2 separate regions of the Homo sapiens genome follow, and region 2 is linked to region 1. Evidence: chromatin loops called from intact Hi-C (ENCODE). Cell type or tissue: CD4-positive, alpha-beta T cell. All regions are shown on one strand. Each heading gives the region's core, and the rest is flanking DNA. Links, peaks and the distances in the headings are about the cores only.

The links. Peaks named below come from ENCODE experiments on the same cell type or tissue, not always from the same donor. Only the 100,000 strongest peaks of a DNase experiment are listed, where the experiment ranks them.
Region 2: a loop joins it to region 1, with 2.6 times the contacts of the local background. A loop is called at or near these places in 11 of 110 quality-filtered maps.

The regions. Positions count from the first base shown.
Region 1 is chr10:91,754,110-91,762,456 of GRCh38, reverse strand. No RefSeq gene overlaps it. Among named protein-coding and RNA genes, the nearest start is that of TNKS2-DT, 40 kb to the left of the region's middle. In CD4-positive, alpha-beta T cell, for the core only: CTCF peaks have their summits at 3,471 and 3,675 (motif pointing left); a DNase peak (open chromatin) is centred at 3,686.
Region 2 is chr10:91,386,555-91,394,901 of GRCh38, reverse strand. All of the region lies in intron 3 of HECTD2-AS1 (HECTD2 antisense RNA 1), which reads left to right. Among named protein-coding and RNA genes, the nearest start is that of HECTD2, 20 kb to the left of the region's middle. In CD4-positive, alpha-beta T cell, for the core only: a CTCF peak has its summit at 5,081 (motif pointing left); a DNase peak (open chromatin) is centred at 5,071.

The DNA of each region.
Region 1 (8,347 bases), core at 249-8,248:
ATTGGTACTACTTCTTTGTACATCTGGCAAAATTTGGCTGTGAATCCCTCTTGTCCTGGATTTTTGTTATTGTTGTCAGGAGATTTTTAAAAAATTACTGATTCAGTTTAACTACTTGCCATTTGTCTGCTCAAGATTTCTATGTCTTCCTGGTTCAATCTTGAGAAGTTGTATGTTTACAGGAATTTGTCTGTTTTCTCTAGGTTTTCTAGTTTGTGCACATAGGGGTGCTAATAATAGTCTCTGATGATCTTCTGTATTTCTGTATTGTCCATTGTAATGTCTCCTTTATAATTTCTGATTGTGCTTATTTGAATCTTCTCTATTTTTTTCTTGATTAACCTAGCAAGGAGTATATCAGCCTGTTTACCTTTTCAAATAACCAACTTTTTGTTGATCCTTTGTTTCTTTTTTTGATCTCAATTTCTCTGATCTTTGTTATTTCTTTTCTTAGGCTAGATTTCGGTGTGGTTTGTTCTTGTTTTTCTAGTTCCTTGAGTTGCAACATTTGGTTGTTAATTTGAGATCTTCCTGTCTTTTTGATGTAGGCAAGCTACAAACTTCCTTGTCAGTGCTGTCAGTGGGGTGTTGAAATTCCCCATTATTATTGTATTGCTGTCTATCTCTTTTCTTATGTCTAGTAGTATTTGTTTTATGAATCTAGGTACTTTGGTGTTGGGTGCATATATATTTAGAATTGTTACATTTTCTTGTTGAATTCTTTTATCATTTTATAATGACCTTCTTTGTCTTTTTTTCCTGTTGTTGGTTTAAAGTCTGTTTTATCTGATGTGAGTATAGCCACTACTGCTTTCTTTGTTTTCTGTTTGTGTGGAATGTCTTTTTCCACTCCTTTACTTTGAGTTTGTAAATATCTTTACCCATTAGGTGGGTTTCTTGTAAGCAGTATTTGGTTGGATTTTATTTTTTATCCACTCTTCCAGTGTATGTCTTTTAAGTGGAGCATTTAGTCCATTTACATTCAAGGTTAATATTGATATATGAATTTTTTTCCCATTATGATGTTAATTGTTACCTAGTTGCTTTGTAGTCTCAATTGTGAAATTGCTTTATAAGACCTGTGAGCTTTATACGTTTGTGTGCTTTTATGATGATGAGTATTGCCTTTTCATTTCCATGTTTAGAACTCCTTTGAACATTTTTTGTACAACTGGTCTAGTGTTGATGGATTTCCTTAGCATTGACTTGTCTGGGAAATACTTTAGTTATTCTTTATTTATAAAGCTTAGTTTAGTAGGATAAAAAATTCTTGGCCAGCAGTTCCTTTTTTTGGAGATGGAGTCTTACTCTGTCGCCCAGGCTGGAGTGCAGTGGTGTGATCTTGGCTCACTGCAATCTCCGCCTCCTGGGCTCAAGCAAGTCTCCTGCCTCAGCCTCTCAAGTAGCTGGGATTATGGGTGCACACCACCATGCCTGGCTAATTGCCAGCAGTTCTTTTCTTTAAGAGAACTGAAAATAGGACCCTAATCTCTTCTAGCTTATAAGATTTCTGCTGAGAAGTTGCTAGTCTGATGAGATTTTCTTTTTTTTTTTGAGATGGAGTCTTGCTCTGTAGCCCAGACTGCAGTGGTGTGATCTCGGCTCACTGCAACCTTCACCTCCTGAGTTCAAGTAATTCTCCTGCCTCAGCCTCCCTAGTAGCTAGGATTACAGGCCGCACCACCATGCCTGGCTAATTTTTGTATTTTTAGTAGAGATGGAGTTTCACCATGTTGGCCAGGCTGCTCTCGAACTCCTGACCTCAGGTGATCCACCTGCCTCCGCCTGCGTCTGCCTCCCAAAGTGTTGGGATTACAGGTGTGAGCCACCTCACCCAGCCAGGATTTTCTTTATAGGTGATTAGTTGCCTCTCTCTTGCTGCTTTTAGAATTTGTTCCTTCACACTGACTTTGGATAGTCTGATGACTATCTGGGCAAAGATTTTAAAAAGAGGACCTAAAGAATGTGCTAACCATAAAAGATAAAATTAATAAACTGAACTTTACTCATCAAAGATAATGTTAAGACCATAACTGGTCAAGCCCCAGAGTAGAAGATAATTATAATATATTTATATCTTACCACTGACTCACACAAATTAATAAAGAAAAGATAGAAAATATGTGTTTTTTTTTGGAAACAGGGTCTTGCCCTATGGCCCAGGCTGGAGGGAAGTGGTGCAATTATAGCTCACTTCAGCCTCAAACTCCTGAGCTCAAGCAATCCTCTCAGCTTGGTCTCCCAAAGTGTTGGGATTACAGGCATGAGCCATTGTACCTAGCCTGAAAATATTATACAAAATGAAGAAAAGATTGGAACATTCTTAACCAATAAGCATATAAACAATTTCATTAGTTTTCAGGGAAAAGCAATTTAAAACTATAATGAGATATCACTATATACCCACCAGAATGGCTACTGTTTAAAGGACTGACAATACCAAGTGCTGAGGAGGAAATGGAATAGTGGAGTTCGTATCCTGCTTGTGGGAGTGTGGATTGGTACAACTACTTCAGAAAATTGGCAGTATTTACTAAAGCTGAACATATGCAAATGTCATGACTCAGCAATTCCACTTCTAAGTATATGCTCACTCAAAGAAATGCATACACATATTGATTCAGTGTATATATAGAAACTTCATAACAGCACTATTCATAATAGCTCCAAACTGGACACCACACAAATGATCATGAATAAGTAAGTTGTGATGCATAGCAGTGAAAACAAAGTAGATGATTCTCATCAACACAATGAAAAGCCAAACAAGTGGGATGAGTCATATAAACTTCAAAACAGGCGAAAGCCATCTCTGTGGTATTAGATGTCAGAATAATGGTCACCACTTCGGTGAGGTGATTAGGAACGTCTGGGCGGCTGGTAGTGTTCTAGTTCTTGATCTAGGTGCTGGTTATTTGGATGTAACTAAACAAATAGCAAATAAAATTTAAAAAGGTAAAATATACAATTGCACAAAAACGTTTATGTTAATTTCACTTTGCGAACATCAGTCAAGCTATATGCTTACAATTTGTGCACTTTTCTTTAGTTTTGTTATACCTCAATAAAAAGTTTACTGAAAAACAACCAACCACCCAACCAATCCTCTCTGCACTTGGTGCTGAATTTTTGTACTAATCAAATAACAAGGAATCAAATACTAAGGAAATAACAAAACATGTGAGTGGAAGAAACAATTTCCTTGATACAGTAGAAATTGTAGCTTATAACAAATTCTATTCAATGTATCATATTTTAACTTTAAAATACCTTTATGACCTAGAGAAAGGTGTGAAACAAATTCCAAATATAAGTAGTGATAGCCAATCTCTTTTCTTAAATATTAAAGAACACAATTTTTATAACCAACAAGTAACTTTTGATCTGACAATATAAACAATTACACTGAGATAATTTTTATATATGTCTTTCAGTCTCCAGGGCAAAATTCCTTACATGTTTTAGAAAATTTTCAGCCTGAAACAAATAAAATTTCTCTCATTATTTTCTAGAACACATTACATTTTTATCATATTGACTTTTTGCAATGCGGGGGTGAACAAATAAAGTAATACATGAACATTTTGTAGGAGTGAGCCTATTAAATGGCTGCATATATGCTTGCCTCTGTAAAAGGTAAGCTTTAAAACTTGAAAACTGCTGCAAGTTGGCATAGCTCTTACAGTTCTTGGTAAAGACAGCCATCTAGTGGAAATAGTTCTATTGACTTTTGAAGGCTGGCAAATAGAATGAATATGAACCCTCAGTTCAACTTAAACTTCAATGTTGGTTTAAGGCTTAAGAAGAGGTAATCCATCTTAACAGGACATTTATAAAGTTTGGGGCATTTTTGGGGCAAATCATAATTTGCATTTGGAAAGTATTTTAATAATGTTCACAAGGTAAAATTCATTCATTTTCGTGAACTAATTATGGACAACATGTTAATAAAATTTCAACTAATTCTAAAAAAAAAAAAAAAAAAAGGAGAGGTATTAAAAAAAAGATCCAGTATTTGGATGCTCCTTATCTTGTGTCCAGGTCTGGAACTGGGGAGGGAGTGTAGGTTGTGGGGTAGGGAAAAAAATTGGTACTTTGGTCTAGGGAGGAATAGAGTGCCATTAGAATAAAGAGAGCGCTGGACTCAAAGATGCCTTGCTTTGGACTGTATTGAATGCTCTCTCTAGGTGGCAGAAAGAAGACAATTTGGTAGGATAGCAGGAAGTTGGTTTTGTTTTTTTTTTTAATGTAAGCTGAACAACCATGCCTAGTTGTGGTGTAGGAAGTTTAGTTAGTTGGTAGCCATCAGCTCAGTAAGAGTTCTAGAATAAGTATTCCTTTAAGTTGATGGTTTAAATAACTAGAGCCTTGCAATAGATCAAAAGCACACTACAGGCTCTGATTATGAGAAGGAATGGTATGAAGCAAAGAGTCTGAATTAGAACTGTGAAGACGTGAGTTAGGTATGCTTCTGGTGTGTATAATCTTATGACTTTGCTTATTTTACTTACCCGAATTACACTTTTCTTATTTATAAAAACTGTAGAGTAACAAAATCCACTCCAATGACTTGTGCCCAGGGAGAGAGCAACTCTCTTTTTTTGGTTTGTTGGAGTCAGTTGTGATTTAGTGATACCCAGAGACACCTAGTAAAATTCTCTCATTATGGCTTATCATTAATGTGTTTCTCTAACTTTTAACAGGTTTGATGATGGATGCCCTGAACTGTAGGTCAGGTTTTAAATGCAGGCTTTTTCTTACCTTTTATGTTCTTCTAAATTAGAAAATGCTAATTCATAATTGTAAGTCATTAAAAGAGCAAATATTTGAAGGCTTTGTCAGATAGTTTTGGACTTTTGAGTTGCATATTAATCCAGAAATTGTGGAGAGATTTTTCTCTGAGCAGCACATTTGGTTCTCTTCTTGTTCAGATGCCGATATTTCAAATGTTTCAAATATTTGAATGTCTAATAACACTCTGCTTGTGTGTGCGTCTAAGAAATATTTCTTGATATTCTGTTGCAGTGTTTGGTTGTAGTTTTAAAATATGCTTTTGCTCTATCCATAGCTAGTATTCTATCACTACCAAATTATTGATACAGTTTCCATTTCACATCACAGATGGACACAAAATAGATGTTAAACATGTTCTCTTCCTCTGTAGCATGCATTTTCAGTGGTAAACACATAAAGTCATGAGGTCCTTCCTATATCAGGGTCCCCAATCTCTATGCTGTGGAATGGTACAAGTCAGTGGTCTGTTAGGAACTGGGTTGCACAACAGGAGGTGAGCAGCTGGTAAGTGAGCATTACCAGTTGAGATTTGCTTCCTTTCAGATCATTGGCAGCATCAGATTCTCACAGGAGTGCGAACCCTATTGCGAACGGTGCATGCAAGGGATCTAGGTTGCATGCTCCTTATGAGAATCTAATGCCTGATGATCTGAGGTGGAAGAGTTTCATCCCGAAACCATCCCCCCATCCCCATCTGTGGAAAAATTGTCTTCCGTGAAACTGACCCCTGGTGCCAAAAAGGTTGGGGGCCATTAATCTATATAATATATATAATGTTAAGAGGTTGCCATGGCTTGAATATTTGTCACTTCCAAAACTCATGTTGAAATTTAATCCCCAATGTGGCAGTATTGAGAGGTAGGATATTTAAGGGGTGATTGAACCTTGAGGGCTCTGCTCTTATGAATGGATTAATCCATTTATGGATTAATGGATTAGAGGGTTAATGGATTAATAGGTTATCATGGGAATGGAACTGGTGGCTTTATAAAAAGAGGAAGAGAGACCTGAGTATAGCGCATTAACATGTTCAGTCTCCTTACCATGTGATCTCCTGTACCACCACTGGGCTCTGTACAGGATTCCCACCAGCAAGAAAGCTCTCACCAGATGTGGCCCCTTGACCTTGGACTTCTCAGCCTCCAGAACTTAAGAAACAAATTCCTTTTCTCTACAAATTACCCCGTTTCAAGTATTTTGTTATAAGCACAGAAAATGAACTAAGACAGAGGTGACTCATCATTTCAGTGGTTTTGAGCAACTATGTAGAATGAAGTACATTCTAGCACAGATATGTGATAGTAATTACCTTCCATATAGCTATATTTCAGATACTCAGAGTTCAATAGTGTTATCTGACAAATTTTGCTAATAGCTCATTATGCTTTCTAGAAGAAAAACATCAATTTCATTGATTATGGCTATTACTACAAACTTCTTACCAATACTATAACTTATACCTGTTTTTACTGTAAGGAATGAAACTTTGAATGATGTTTCTGTAATTCGGTCTCTTTTGTGCCTTTTGTAATCAAGATTCCTCAATTTAAGACTGGAAAGCATTATCTTGTGCATATTTGGTTACTGGAGAGATCATGGTGCTTTAACTGAAAATGACCCTAATATTTCAAAGTCATAAACCAGTTGATGAATTTTCATAAGAGATAATGTTCTGGAGACTAAGAGCAAATGGCTCATCAGTTCTCAAAAATTCTATCTTCAGATGCCAATCATCATACTTAGTGGAACTTGTCTTTTAAAGCTTCTGTATGGAAAAATTACACTCAGATGTACCTGAACCAATTCTAGTTCTGTATTCACACTATAGATTTGTGATACAATTCATAATGGTAATATTTTTGTTATAATTTTAATCACTATTTTTATACCTTAGTGAACCATTGTTGAGCTTCAATGTATGTTTTCAAATCAGGGATATTACTCAATATAATAGAAAAAACTGCACATTTTACAAACATAAAAATTAATGCCATATCATGTTTAAAAAGTTAGTTTTTTTAAAATTTATTATTATTATACTTTAAGTTTTAGGGTACATGTGCACAATGTGCAGGTTAGTTACATATGTATACATGTGCCATGCTGGTGCGCTGCACCCACTAACTCGTCATCTAGCATTAGGTATATCTCCCAGTGCTATCCCTACCCCCTCCCCCCACCCCACAACAGTCCCCAGAGTGTGATGTTCCCCTTCCTGTGTCCATGTGTTGTTCTCATTGTTCAATTCCCACCTATGAGTGAGAATATGCGGTGTTTGGTTTTTTGTTCTTGTGATAGTTTACTGAGAATGATGATTTCCAATTTCATCCATGTCCCTACAAAGGACGTGAACTCATCATTTTTTATGGCTGCATAGTATTCCATGGTGTATATGTGCCACATTTTCTTAATCCAGTCTATCATTGTTGGATATTTGGGTTGGTTCCAAGTCTTTGCTATTGTGAATAATGCCGCAATAAATATACATGTGCATGTGTCTTTATAGCAGCATGATTTATAGTCCATTGGGTATATACCCAGTAATGGGATGGCTGGGTCAAATGGTATTTCTAGTTCTAGATCCCTGAGGAATCGCCACACTGACTTCCACAATGGTTGAACTAGTTTACAGTCCCACCAACAGTGTAAAAGTGTTCCTATTTCTCCACATCCTCTCCAGCACCTGTTGTTTCCCGACTTTTTAATGATTGCCATTCTAACTGGTGTGAGATGGTATCTCACTGTGGTTTTGATTTGCATTTCTCTGATGGCCAGTGATGGTGAGCATTTTTTCATGTGTTTTTTGGCTGCATAAATGTCTTCTTTTGAGAAGTGTCTGTTCACGTCCTTCACCCACTTTTTGATGGGGTTGTTTGTTTTTTTCTTGTAAATTTGTTTGAGTTCATTGTAGATTCTGGATATTAGCCCTTTGTCAGATGAGTAGGTTGCAAAAATTTTCTCCCATTTTGTAGGTTGCCTGTTCACTCTGATGGTAGTTTCTTTTGCTGTGCAGAAGCTCTTTAGTTTAATTAGATCCCATTTGTCAATTTTGTCTTTTGTTGCCATTGCTTTTGGTGTTTTAGACATGAAGTCCTTGCCCATGCCTATGTCCTGAATGGTAATGCCTAGGTTTTCTTCTAGGGTTTTTATGGTTTTAGGTCTAATGTTTAAGTCTTTAATCCATCTTGAATTGATTTTTGTATAAGGTGTAAGGAAGGGATCAGTTTCAGCTTTCTACATTTGGCTAGCCAGTTTTCCCAGCACCATTTATTAAATAGGGAATCCTTTCCCCATTGCTTGTTTTTCTCAGGTTTGTCAAAGATCAGATAGTTGTACATATGCGGTGTTATTTCTGAGGCCTCTGTTCTGTTCCATTGATCTATATCATCTATATCTCTGCTTTGGTACCAGTACCATGCTGTGTTGGTTACTGTAGCCTTGTAGTATAGTTTGAAGTCAGGTAGTGTGATGCCTCCAGCTTCGATCTTTTGGCTTAGGATTGACTTGGTGATGCGGGCTCTTTTTTGGTTCCGTATGAACTTTAAAGTAGTTT
Region 2 (8,347 bases), core at 110-8,109, 370 kb after region 1:
ATTAATCACTAATTGACTAACATTATTGATCACTTACTGTATAGTAGGCCACATATTTGACTTGGTTCCTAGGATATAAGAATTAATGAAACTATCCTTAAGAAGTATTACAGTACAGTGCAGTGGTCCTCAAACTTTTGTGTGCAGCAGACTCACTTGGGTAGCTTATTAAAATTTCTACTTTTAGACTTCACCCAGAGACTAGGGCTGTCAAGTTGAGAAATTACCAAGGGAGGATAAGGGAGAGGGTGGCCTTCACATTGTATTCTATGAGAAGGGTGCTCCCTGAAATGTCATGTACTGTTTGTGTGAATGTAGAGTCTGAGAAATATGGGCTTTGTGATGTCTTCCCATCGTCAATTTCTCCATCTCTTGGTGCATACACATCCCCCAATTCCCACCCAATGTGCTTTAGGAGAAGATGTCTCCATGTCTGCTTTTAAGAAGGCACATGGCTCAAAGTAAATCTGTGCAAGTACGTCTCTTGAGTGATTCGCTCAGGAATGGGAACTTGACCTAATTCAGCTTAGCAAGATGTGAAGTGTTTTTCCTGCAACTTTTAAGGCAGGTTGCTTCCTTACATAGAGAACTTGGAGGAACGAGCTCTTCTCTCTTCCAAGATGTGGTGGAGGAAGCAAGTTCCCAGGGAATTGGGGATAGTTCTCTTCAGAATGAAGCTGATGCCATGGAGGGCAGAGAGGAAGAGACAAAAGGAACCAGATGTGTGATGATATTGATGAGCTACTGAACCCCTTTGACTCATTAAGTCCTCTTTCTTTGAAGAAAGAGTTTGAGTTTTGTTATTATTGTTGTTGTTACTTGCAACAAAATAAGCCCTAGCTGGTATGGCAACTTTGGGAGTGGGCCCAGAAATCCTAATTTTTAATAATCTACTCCAGGTGATTCTGAAGTAGACGGTGGTAGATCTAGTCTAATATATTTGGCCAGAATTATTTTCAGAGAGTAGTGGTGTTTACTTCATAATCTTAGTTTTGAAGACTTTTAAGGAGAACACATAGGTTAGTTAAAACATTTAACTAAATTATATTTAATGAATTGTATGTTGATGGATTGAGTCATTTGTCCGTAGTACATCTGCCAGAGATAAATGCTTTTGAAAAAAATCCTACATTTTCTGCTTTTCTATCATAAGACATGATTTGATTGCAGCCACAGTGACACCAATTATATATTTTTTATCTGTTGAAGTGGAGAAAATGGGCTCTAAGTAATCATTACTTAGTGAAAATTGAACTGTCATCTCAAATTGTCAATACTCAGATTAGAAAATGTAAACAAAACTAAGTTCCTTTACTCTTCAACTCCACACAAGTGAAAATGCTGCATAAAATTTGATAGGCACAATTATCATCATTTTACCCTTTCAGATGTCAGCTCATTCTATTGATCTACATTCTGTTGATGTAATAGTTAAATATTAAAATTTAATGAATGCCAGTTAAAAATGGACCCCCAAAATGTATTGTTTATTAACCTGTATCTTAAAGGATTAGGCATAAAAAGATTTTATGAATGACAGTTCATGAATATTATTAATGTGAATTGAATTAATATTCATTTACTTGAAGCTGCTCATTATATCTGTGATTAACCTTTTACCTTCCTAAAGAGATGATGTTTTATAAGGAAAAGACACAAAGGAAAAGGGATTAAAATAATCTTAAAATAGTCTCATAAAGGGCTGGGCGCGGTGGCTCACACCTATAATCCCAGCACTTTGGGAGGCCGAGGTGGGTGGATAACTGAGGTCAGGAGTTCGAGACTGGCCTGACCAACATGGTGAAACCCCGTTTATACTAAAAATACAAAAATTAGCTGGGTGTGGTTGTGGGCACCTGTAATCTCAGCTACTAGGGAGGCTGAAGCAGGAGAATCGCTTGAACCCGGCAGGCAGAGGTTGCAGTGAGCTGAGACTGTGCCATTGCACTCCAGCCTGGGTGACAAGAGTGAGACTCCGTCTCAAAAAAAAAAAAAAAAAAAGTCTCGTAAAATTCCAACCTGCATTTTTTTTTTATTTTAATTTTTTTCGGAGACAGAGTCTCATCTGTCCAGGCTGAAGTACAGTGGTGTGATCTTGGCTCACTGCAACCTCTGCTTCCCAGGTTCAAGTAATTCTACTGCCTCAGCCTCCTGAGTAGCTAGAAATACAGGCACCTGCCACCATGCCCGGCTAATTTTTGTATTTTTAATAGAGATGGGGTTTCGCCCTGTTGGCCAGTCTGGTCTTAAACTCCCGATCTCAAGTGATCCGCCTGCCTCAGCCTCCCAAAGAGATGGGATTACAGGCATGAGCCACCATGCACCGCCCCAACCTGCCCTTTTAAAAGACCTTCATTCCATTAAATAAAATAATGTTATATGATTCTAAAACCCTTATCTGTGGCAATGAGTCTCTTCATGACTGTTTGAGGGAAAAATTCCACTGGTCAGTACAGTAGGCAGAATTTCTAAAATCATCCCCCAAGATGTTATATCCAACTACCCAGACCCTCTGCATGTGATGAGATTCAGTCCTGTGATGGTGTTGTATTATATGGCATAGTTAACCTTAAGATAGGGAGAATATCCAGGTGGGCCTCATCTAATCAGATAGGCCCTGAAAACAGGAATGCTTTCTGATGCTGCCAGCAGAAGTCAGAGAGATTCTTAGTGTGAGAAAGGCTCCCTGTGCCATTGCTGGCTTTGATGACAGAGAGAGCTATCTGAGAATGTAAGTGGCCCTAAGGAGCTAAAAGAGAGGCCCCTGGCTGACTGCCAGTCAGGAAACAGGGATCTCAGCCCCACAACTGCAAGGAACTGGATACTGCCAACAACCTGAATGAGCTTATAAGTGGGTTCTCTGTAGAGCCTCCAGATAAAAGCCCAGATGGCCCACACCTGGGCCTCAGCCTTGTGAGCCCCTAAGTAGAGAAACCGGTGAAGCCTACTCCTGACCCACAGAACTATGAGATCATGAATGTTTTTTTTTAATTAATCTACTTAATTTGTGATTTTTGACACCATAATAGAAAACTAATATAGTCAGGAAAATTATGAGCAAAACATTCACGGTAGAAGGGATCTCAGAGAGCTTCTAACCACTGGTGTCCTTGACAAAGAAGGACCCTAGACACAGTAGACAGTGTGAAACCCAAGCTATTTCAAAGCTCTAAAAAGCCTAAATTAAGTCACACAATTATTAATCAAATAGTGCTGTACAGACCTACTTAACCTTGATAGATGATAATCAAGTTTCTTTGTTTTTACCCTCACTAGAATGTAAGCACCACTTGGGCAGGGATGTTGACTCTTCTGTTCACAGTTATCCTTAATGTCAAGAACAGAACCTGATACCCAGTAGGCATTCAATAAACAAATACATAATTAGGGCCAAAATTATATCATCAGTATGATAAAAACACATTATTCAACTGTTAACAATTACTTATGCTTGAATTCATTAAAGAGATAATAATAAACTTTGAATGTGTAAATGCAGTTAGATTGGCCAAATCATTCAAAACATAGGCTTCATGGGTAGGAAAAAATAACAAAAGGGACATTAGTTATTAATTTGTGTTTTTTTTGAAAAACATTTTGTCCATTCCCCCTTCTAAAAATCCAGATGAGGAAACTGAAGCCAAGTGAGGTTAAGTAATAAATATGTAACTGTTAGCTAAATTGTGGTACTGGTTCTAAATGTTTGTGATAGAAAGCCGTTTAATCAAAATGAATCTGTCCACATTCGAAACTGATGGGTGCTGCTGATAAATCAACTGTGGGAAGAAAAAGTGAAAACAGACTAAAAAAAGCAGGCTTCAGAGCCACAGTTACTGGAACACAAACTCCATTCCATTTAGTTTAATTAAACCAAACTTAGCAAACATCTATGATGTGAGATATTAATAGACACTCTGGGTTATGAGGATGAACAGACATGCCCAGATCCTCCAGGATTTCCAGTCTAGGAGGGGAGCTAAGGCATGAACCCAGGTAAATGCAATACAAGGTAGAATGTGAAGGGTACTACTGGGGGGTACAAATAAAGAACTATGGGAGCAAAACTGGTGGAGAGCTTTTTTGTAGCTGGAAAGGTGGGGAAAAGTTTCACAGAGGAGGTGTCATCTGTTGCCCTGGAAATGGCACTGAGTGGAGTTTCCTCTAAAGTTTATTTACATTGTACAGAAGAAATGTCACATCAGAAACTTGTCCCTTGAGGCCAGGCATGATGGCTCATGCCTGTAATCCCAGCACTTTGGGAGGCTGAGGTGGGCGGATCACTTGAGGTCAGGAGTTTGAGACCAGCCTGGATAACATGGTGAAATCCTGTCTCTACTAAAAAATACAAAAATTAGCTGGGCATGGTGGCACGCACCGTAATCCCAGCTACTCAGGAGGCTGAGGCAGGACAATCGCTTGAACCTGGGAGGCAGTTTGCAGGGAGCCAAGATTGCCCACTGCACTTCACCCTGAGTGACAGAGTGAGACTCAGTCTCAAAAAAAAAAAAAAGAAAGAAACTTGCTCCTTGAATTCTTGTTTCATCACTGGTCTGAAATCTAAACAGAAGGAAAGCCAGCTGTAGAATTGCTATGTTCCAGAAATAAATATACAGAAACTTCTTAAATTGAAAGTTACACTCGATTTGTATTCTACTGAATTACAAGCACTCATAAATGTTTATTTCCTTGTAATTCATTTCTTTGTTAGATACAATGATGCTTAATTCCACCTTGTGGTTAACGTGGAGGATGGAGCATTCTGAGAATGTGAGAACATACAGCACTAATTTATTAGGATAGCTGCTTTCTGTCTGAGATGAATCCCATCTCCAATCCCATTTGTATTTTGTAGTTTTTTCTCTCCAGGCCAGGCAATTAATCCTTATGCTCTTTAGCACTCTGGCACTTAGCCTCTGTTTCAAGTGTTCTTTTTACATTTGTTGAATGTTTCCTCAAACTTAAATACCGAATTGACTAAAATGCATGGAAAAATACAAAGAATATGTGAGAAATATGTTATTTTTTAAAAAGTTACTTTCGTTATTCATCTGGAACTGCACCTGTGGTGTATAGTAATCTCGGTTACATTGCCCTCTAGTGGTGGTAGTACGGTAGTCATCTTATTAACATTTATTGAATATCTGCTGTGTAGGTAGGCTCTGAGGATATTGAGACAATTAAGAAACAGTTCCTACTCTTGTTGATTTCTCATTCTAGCAGAAGATGCATTTCAGCATAGCACGTGTGAAAAGGAACTGTGTAGGTAGGTAGTCATCTTTTCAGTAGTCATCTTATTAACATTTATTGAATATCTGCTGTGTAGGTAGGCTCTGAGGATATTGAGACAATTAAGAAACAGTTCCTACTCTTGTTGATTTCTCATTCTAGCAGAAGATGCATTTCAGCATAGCACGTGTGAAAAGGAACTATAGCAGGAGCACGTACAAAGGTCTATGAGTGCTCTGGGGAAGGAATAATTAATTCTCTCTAAGTGCATCCAGAAGGGCTTTTCAAACACATTACACTTCAGCAGCACCTTGGAAAGTGCATAGGAGTGTTTCAGGTATTCTGTCTTCAAGAGACCCATCTCACATGCAATGACATCCATAGGCTCAAAGTAAAGGGATGGAGAAAGATCTCTCAAGCAAACAGGAAAAAAAAAAAAAAAAAAGAAAGCCGGTGTTGCTTTTCTTATTTCAGAAAAAACAGACTTTAAAGGAACAATGATCAAAAAGACAAAGAAGGGAATTACATAATGGCAAAGGGTTCAATTAAACAAGAAGACTTGACTATCCTAAATATATATGCACCTGACATTGGAGCACCCATATTCATAAACAATTTTTAGGAACCTATGAAGGGACTTAGATAACTACACAGTAAGTGTGGGAGACTTGAACACCCCACTGACAGCATCAGACAGATCACCGAGGCAGGAAACTAAAAAAGATATTTGGCACCCAAACTCAACACTGGACCAAATGGACCTAACAGACATTTGCAGAACACTACCGCCAACAACAACAGAACATACATCGTTCTCATCCGCACATGGCACAGACCACACACTTGGCCACAAAGCAATTCTCAATAAATTCTAACTGAAATCATACCAACCATACTCTCAGACCACAGCAAAATAAAAATAGAAATCAATATTAAGAAACTGCTGAAAACCACACAATTACATGGAAATTAAACAATCTGCTCCTGAATGACTTTTAGGTAAACAATGAAATTAAGGCAGCCATCAAGAAATTATCTGAAATGAATGAAAACAGAGATATAACATATCAGAATCTCTGGGACACAGCTAAAGCAGTGTTGAGAGAGAAGTACAGTGCCTTCATCACTAAATGCCTACATCAAAAAGTCAGAAAGGTATCAAATTAACAACCTAATATCACAACTAGAGGAACTAGAAAAGCAAGAGCAAACTAACCCCAAAGCTAGCAGAAGAAAAAAACCAAAATCAGAGCTGAACTAAATTCAGATGTGAAAAACCATACAAAAGATCAGTGAACCCAAAAGTTGGGGTTTTGAAAGAATAAATAAGATTGATAGACCACTGGCTAGATTAATAAAAGATCCAAATAAACACAATTAGAAATGACAAAGGTGACATTACCATTGACCCCACAGAAATAAAAAAAAAATCCTCAGAGACTATTATGAACACCTCTATGCACACAAACTAGAAAAGCTAGAAGAAATAGATAAATTCCTGGAAACATACAACACCCACCCCCCGCCGCCCCAAGATAGAACCAGGAAGAAACTGAATCCCTGAACAGACTAATAATGAGTTCTGAAATTCAATCAGTAAGTAAAAAAAAAAAAAACCTACCAAACAGAAAAACTGCTGGACCAGATGGATTCACAGCTAAATTCTACCAGATGTATAAAGAAGAGCTGGTACCAAATCCTACTGAAACTATTACAAAAAATCGAAAAGGAGGGATTCCTTCATAACTCATTCTAGGAGGCCAGCATCATTCTGATACCAAAACCTCACAGAGACATAACCTATTTAACTATCACAATCCAGTTGATTTGTTGTATTTGCTTACATTGTGGGTGAGTGTCTTTTCTTTGTGCTGTAAAGAAGCTTGAGACTATTTCTGGCTTCTGGGAGTCCAGTCAACACCTGTGCAGACTCTTGGACTATGCTGAGCTCAGCCACCATTCAGCTGCATACCTTAGGCAGTTTCTTCTGATATATAAATATTTTTCAGGTGTGTGGAATAGGGGACGAGTGAAAGGGTGAGCGGAATAATCGTCTATGACTTAAGATCCTTCCCTCTGCAAAGGCAGCATCCTGTAGGGAAGCGAACATGGGTTCTGGAGGCAGACAAAGCTTAGGTCAAATCCTGGCTCTGCCACTCGCTGTGTGATATTGGAAGGTGTTTTGGTTTATCTGAATTCCAGTTTTCTTATCTGTAAAAAGGAGATACTAATACCTATCTCCAGGATTGCTGGAGGGATTAATAAAAGTATATAAAAAGCACCTGGCACAGCGAAAGTAATCTGTAAAGATTAATTACCTTCCCAAGTCCCCTTAATCACTGAAACAAGCTTAAGCTATACCAAACATCCACTTAAATATAGGTACAATGAAACAAATTTTATATGTGTTCCATTTTGCCAAAACTACCTAACATCTAGGAAGGGTCTTACGATCTGAAACTTGATCTCATCTGTCTCATCGCATTGGATCCTCACACAACCATGGGAGGGAGGGTATCTTAACATCTTTCACCCACCACTTACTGAGAGTCTGCTCTGTGCAAAATAAAATGGTGGGATTAAAGCACCCAATAGATGCCCTCCAGACACCCCACCCACCCCTAGTCAGGTAAGAAGAGGCAGATGATAAAACTAGCTACAATTCAGCTTAATAAATGCCATGGAACAGCTAAACAGAAGGTACTAATGGGGCACGGAGTAAGGACAACTAATTAAAGCTGCTCTTGAGGTAAAGTGGGCAGGTAAACGGAATCAGGCAGAATAAGTAAGAGTTTCTCTGGTGGGAGAAGGGAGGAAGGGTGCATGTTTTGGGGGTGATGAAAGTGAGCAAGTGAGGGAGAGAGCTGTGCAGACAACGGATGGAGTCGACCTTTCTGTGAAGAGAAATCCCAACTTCCTGAAGACAAAAAGTCCACATTTGTGATCAAATGAGTCTCTAGGTCATCACACTTTGGTCATTTATTTATGTGTATGATGGACATAGTGTTACGGAATGGGCTTTGTAGCCCAGGCAACTGGAGCTTCTTAGAAAAACTAAGTTACTTCTAACTGAAGTAACTGAGCCGTGCTCCAGTTAAGGCCTGAATCAAAATCATGAGTT